Linked DNA regions of Homo sapiens: region 2 is linked to region 1. A link is a loop called in an ENCODE intact Hi-C map of the cell type or tissue named here. Cell type or tissue: heart left ventricle. All regions are shown on one strand. Each heading gives the region's core, and the rest is flanking DNA. Links, peaks and the distances in the headings are about the cores only.

The links. A loop is a pair of places that touch in the nucleus more often than their neighbours do. Peaks named below come from ENCODE experiments on the same cell type or tissue, not always from the same donor. Only the 100,000 strongest peaks of a DNase experiment are listed, where the experiment ranks them.
Region 2: a loop joins it to region 1, with 2.2 times the contacts of the local background. A loop is called at or near these places in 2 of 110 quality-filtered maps.

Annotation. Positions count from the first base shown.
Region 1 is chr19:31,547,869-31,550,785 of GRCh38, forward strand. LINC02841 (long intergenic non-protein coding RNA 2841) reads left to right here. Exons shown (of 3, transcript NR_184026.1): 2 at 640-702. Among named protein-coding and RNA genes, the nearest start is that of LINC02841, 29 kb to the left of the region's middle. In heart left ventricle, for the core only: a CTCF peak has its summit at 1,281 (motif pointing left); a DNase peak (open chromatin) is centred at 1,251.
Region 2 is chr19:30,783,307-30,786,223 of GRCh38, forward strand. No RefSeq gene overlaps it. Among named protein-coding and RNA genes, the nearest start is that of ZNF536-AS1, 110 kb to the left of the region's middle. In heart left ventricle, for the core only: a CTCF peak has its summit at 1,721 (motif pointing right); a DNase peak (open chromatin) is centred at 1,755.

The DNA of each region.
Region 1 (2,917 bases), core at 331-2,830:
CATCCATTCATTCATGCACCAATTTATCCATCAACCCATATACCCATTCATCCACCCACCCACCTATCCATCCATCCGTCTACCCATCCACCCATCCATCCACTCATTCATCCATCCATTTACTCATCCATCCATCCATCCATCCATCCATCCATCCATCCATCTCCATCCATTATCAGTGCACTTTGCATGCAGCAGCATGGCATGAGCCCAGTGCATGAACAGGAGGTCAGAGGGAGAGTGTGGGAAATGCTATCTATCTCAAGATAAGCCCCTCTCAAGGTACTCCAGGATGTCCCCATGGTGGACATGGAGGAGGGCGAAAAAGCCTTGCATTCTTAACCATAGCCATAAGCAGGTGGGTTATTCTATGTATCCATATTAGTCTTAAGTCATCCTTTTCCCAAGAGTTACTCTAATGACTTTCTTGCACTAAATTCTAATTTGCTACTTGAGAGTTGAGTTTGGTTCAGTTTATCGAGTACATTAGCAGGACTATTATGCACTAGATACTAGTTTAGGAGCAAAAAATTCAATAAATTAGGGTCTATGCCCTTGAAAATTATATAGGTTTTAGAAAAGCTGTCATAATTTTAAAACTATGTTTTATTCGTTTGTTTTTCAATTCTCAACACCCAGGATGTGGAATGTATGCCCTGCAGGCTGGTCTCTTTCCTGAGAGCTGAGATGTCCTGTCCTAAGGTACACAAAATAGTCTTCTAAACATCAGCCATTTTAATAGACAGAGCCATGAGGTCTTGCTCATGTGAAAGCCACTGAAATCTTTTGGAAATATAATAATTGTCTTTTTTTTGCTTGTGATAATTTATGTATGTTCAATGTATTTAAATACAGTTTAATATGCTGCATCTTATAAAAATCACTGCTGAGAAAGTTTCTGTCTAATGTCATTTTTGTAAGCTCCAAGAAAGGGTTTTTGAGCAAAATACCAATTTTACAATTACTCCGTTGAATCCTAATTTAAGAAAAGAATCATTTATTCATTATGTGAGGTGGAAAGAATTTTCCAGGAGAGACTAAGATTGACAGTAATGAAGTAGGAGCTTCACAGAAGAAGCGGTAGTGGGAGTTTTGAAATTCTGGGACCAGCGCAGGCCCACCATAGGTATGGACACCTGGCTGGTCCTGAGGGCCCCCACAAGAGTGGGGCATATCAGGTTAGATGCCTCTGAAGACAATAAGGATGGATTCAATAAGTGTTTCCAACACTTGGCAGAATCCAGTGGACCAATGAATCCTGCCACCTGCTGGCTGGCCCTTGAGGGGAAGGGCGCTCTTCCTCTACACAGTAGTATCTCTCCAGCACAAGCTGACTTCACTATCCTCCCATTCCTGCTGTCTTTGACCTGTAGTCATCTTCTATTCCTACGTTATACAGAGCTTGCTTTTCTCTGAGCACATCCTTTGTACTCCTCTCCCTTCTTAATGGCTGTATGGAAGCCATGTTTCTTGATTAAAAAACCTCCTTAAACACACCTTATATCTTCAACGTCCATGCTATAGTGACTGCTGTGGTCTTGGTGATACACTTTAGGAAGAAACTTTCCCTGCAGCCCTCGAGGGTGGCATGTCAGGATCAGGAGTTTGTGTCTTCTTTGTATCCCAAGACTTTTGAGAACTATTTCTACTTCTGCCTCTGCACCTTTTAGATTAGCACCATCTGGCTCTGCTACCCTCTACTTCTTATGATCCCCAGCATTTACCACTCTCCTGGGCACTTTTGCCATTCACCAAGAATCATGAGAACTGGGTCAACATCCTCCTCTACCACCAAATATTGTCATTATGAAGGGTGAACTCAGCTTTAACAAGGATGATCTGTAGCCCATCACTGTTGTGTTACAGATGACTGATCCACTTGCCCATCTCAGTGACCTCACCCTACTTTAGCCAGCCAGCCAGGTGCTGGACCATCTCCGCCCCTAGGTGCACCATACCTTCTCCCCAAAACTACAACTCTCTCAAATCTTAAATGCTAGAACCATCTCATTCTCAGGTCCAATGTCTTATCCTAGCTCTCTTAAAGATTTCCTCATTTTTGTACATTTACTTCTATTTTTCTGAGACTTCTGGGTCTTGGATGCTGATATCATTTGTATTCCCACCCAAATTTTGACCTGTCATCCCAAGATGTCAAGGGAGGGACCTGGAGGGAGGTAATTGGATCATGTGGGAGGTTTCTCCCATGCTGTTCTCATGATAGTGAGGGAGCTCTCACAAGATCGGATGGTTTTATAGGGGGCTCTTCCCCCTTCACTTGCTTGCTGTCTCTCTTGTTGCTTTGTGAAGAAGGTGCCTTGCTTCCCCTTCACCTTCTGCCCTGATTGTAAGTTTCCTGAAGCCTCCTCAGCCATATGGAACTGTGAGTCGATTAAGCCTCTTGTATTAGTCTGTTCTCACGCTGCTATAAGGACATACCTGAGACTGGGAAATTTATAAAGGAAAGAGGTTTAATTGACTCACAGTTCTGCAGGGCTTGGGGGGCCTCAGGAAACTTACAATAATGGCAGAAGGGGAAGCAAACATATCCTTCCTCACATGGTGGCAGCAAGGAGAAGTGCAGAGTGAAGAGAGTGAAGATGGTTATAAAACCATCAGATCTCATGAGAACTCACCCACTATCACAAGAACAGCATGGAGGTAACTGCCCCCATGATTCAATTACCTCCCATTGGATCCCTCTCATGACACGTGGGGATTATGGGAACTACAGTTCAAGATGAGATTTGGGTAGAAACACAGCCAAACCCTATCACCTCTTCCCTTTATAAATTACTCAGTCTTAGGTATTTCTTTATAGCAGTGTGAAAACGAACTAATACAGATGCCTTCTGAGCATCTTCTGAGATTCTGAATAGAATCTTCTGAGCATTCTATTTTCCTTCTGAGCAGTGCT
Region 2 (2,917 bases), core at 175-2,674, 760 kb before region 1:
ATTATTTCTACATGTGACTTTTGTACATTGAGAGCCAGCCATCTTGAGACTCGAGGAAAGTGATCTTGACACCAAAATCTGGGTGTGCTGGGAGGACAGAACGGTGCGATGAAAGGTCCCTGGGCAATGAGGACTCCCTGAGTGACAAAATCATCAAACTCCAGAGTCCTGGCTGTTTCTGGACTTCTTATTTTATGGGATATAAAAGTTCTTATTGTTTGAACCAGACAGAATGGGGGTATCTTCTTCTTTGGTACTGGAGTTGCTCTGGTCAGAGTAAGAGACCATGTGCCTTAGTCAGCATTACAGGGCATGGGCATTTACAGCATGAATTGCCATCTTTATTGACCTTTGTCTCTCTCTCTGCCTCTTTGCTCTTAATCTATGGCCTGCCTCTCCCCCGTGTGATAGCTGTTAGAGCTGTGAGGAGCCTTAAAATCTTCATCTGGTTGGGGTAGCTGAAGTTCAGAGGGAGGAAGGGACTTAGGGGCTTGCTCACGATGCATAGAAAGTGTGGATCCAGCAGGAGAACTCAGGTCTTTCTTGCCCAGCTCTAAGCTTTCTCATATTGCTCAGCTGTTTGCTGTCCTGCTCTGTCTGTCTCTCTGTGTCTCCTCCATACACCTCCTCAGGTCTCCTTCTCTTTCTGTCTCCTCTGCCCGAGATAAAGGGACCCCTTCACTTAGAGCTGGATGGGGCAGCTCTGCTGGGGACTAGGGGGGTCCGAAGGAGCCTGTGCTAAGGAAACAAGCTGGTGTTGCTGGAAACTATGTCTAGATGGTCACAGAGCAGCAGGATGGGGCACTGGGATTCTGCGTGAATGGCCATCAGGTGGCGGGACGCATGGACGGCTCACCAGCCTTGGGAACTGGCAGTGCTGCATGGCCCAGCTCACGGAGAAGGCTCAGCTGTGGCTCCTTCCTAAGCCATCCTGCTTCCCACTGACTTGGAGAGACAGCCGGTTGGTGCGGGGTTTGTGTGGGTTTATTTACTCTTAATAACAAGCTTATATTTTAGATATTCCCCCTGGGTATTTCTGCTCATTTGGGCTTCAGTACAAAACCATGAATCCACACACAAAATGTGTGGATCTGAAAATTAGGATTACACCCCAGCATCCCACTAATAGAGGCAGTCTTCCTTTGAAGGCGCCAGGGATCTCTGTCCTGCCCTGGCTGGCCAAAGGAAAGCCACGATGGGGCCATGCTTGTTACCAGCGGGTTCTGGACGCATCCACCACCATCAGCATCTGTTCTCCCCTTGGGTCTTCATTAATTCAGTTAAGGAAACATTTAATTAGCAACTGTTGTGGTCGGATGCAGCAGTCCATCCTGGGTAGAAGATACACAATTCCTTACTCCAGGAGCTTCCATCCATATGCGGAAGTGAGAAGGAAGAATGTATGCACACTGGGGCATGTAAAGCTCTGCCGTGGAGAGTAGAGCTGGTGGGTAAAGGAGGCCTCCAGGATCCATGTGACCCTGCCTGTGGTCAGAAGACTGGTTAAGAAGGCTTCCTCGAATGGGTTCTCAGCTCCAAACTCACGCATGCCTGCAGTCCAGTTTCTACCGGAAAAGTTGTTCCTACTCTCAACAATTCCACCTGAAGCCCTCTCACCTAACCTCCGGCCTGCTCCCAACCCTCCCTGCACAACCAATGAAAGCTGGCCTCAAGTACCACCAAGAAAAGCAGAGGCCTTGTAAGGAGTCTCATTTTCTTCCCCTACCACCAGATGGCGCCCCAGCTTGGCCTCCGCACTGATGGGACTCTGAGAGAGGAAGCGTCCCTCTTCATGTCTAAGGCCAATCCCTCCCCATGCATCCTCAATCCCATCTCTCTCTTGTTCTCAAGGCCATGGCCTCATTCGGGGTCCCCTCTGGCACCTTGCAGGGTGGATATTCTACCCCCTTGGACCATGCCCATCTACCTACGAACACCTTCACTCTCCACCCCACCCTAATCCAGTTTGCATCTCGCCACACTGTCAAATATTCATTTGGTGAATGTCCCCAGTAACCTCCATGACGTCCACCAATCCAATAGATGTTTTTTGTGTGTTTCCTTAGATGGAAATCCTACTCCCACCTTATGCACACGCACGTTCCCTCCCTGGCTCCATGTTGGTTCAATCCCCCTCTTCCACTCAACCTCCAAATGTTGAGTTCCTAAAAACTCAGTCCTACCCACACTCTCTCTCAGGTAAGCCCACCCATTATCCCAGTTTTAACATAATGACTGCTCCCAAATGTATAGTTTTAGTCCAGACCTGGCTTGTGTATCCAACCTTGACTTTTCTTATTTCACTCTGGCTGTGTGGCAATCCTATCAAGATTACCACATCCGAAACTGAACTCATAACTCATAATCCAGCCCCAACCACCCCCATGTGACTGGTAGAATTCTAAGACATCCCCAAAGTTTCTCACTCCTCTCGTGCACATGCCCTGTATGATCCCTGGGTCTCTGAGTGCCATGGATCTTCTTTTGATGATTAGGTTATGCTATACAGCACAGTTGAGTTTAATAAAGGGAGATTATTCAGGTGGGACTAACTTAATCCAGTGAGAACTGTAAAAGTAGAGAGATTTCTCCAGTTGGTGGCAGAAGAGTTCAGAAAAACTCAACTCAAAGGAGGTTTTTAGTGCTGTTGATGAGGCTCCAGGAGTGGCCTCTAGGAGCTGAGCATGATCTGTGGCCTGGAGCGGTAATCAGATTGAGACTTCTGTCCTACAACCACGAGAAGCCGAACTCTGACAACAATAGTGAGCTTCAAAGAGAACTCTCCAGATGACAACCACAGCTTGGCTGACACCCTGATGGAAGCTCCATGAGACCCTGTGCCCAGAGACTGACCGATAGAAACCGTGAGCTCATACATCTGTGTTGCTTTAAGTCATGAGATTTGTGATAAATTGCT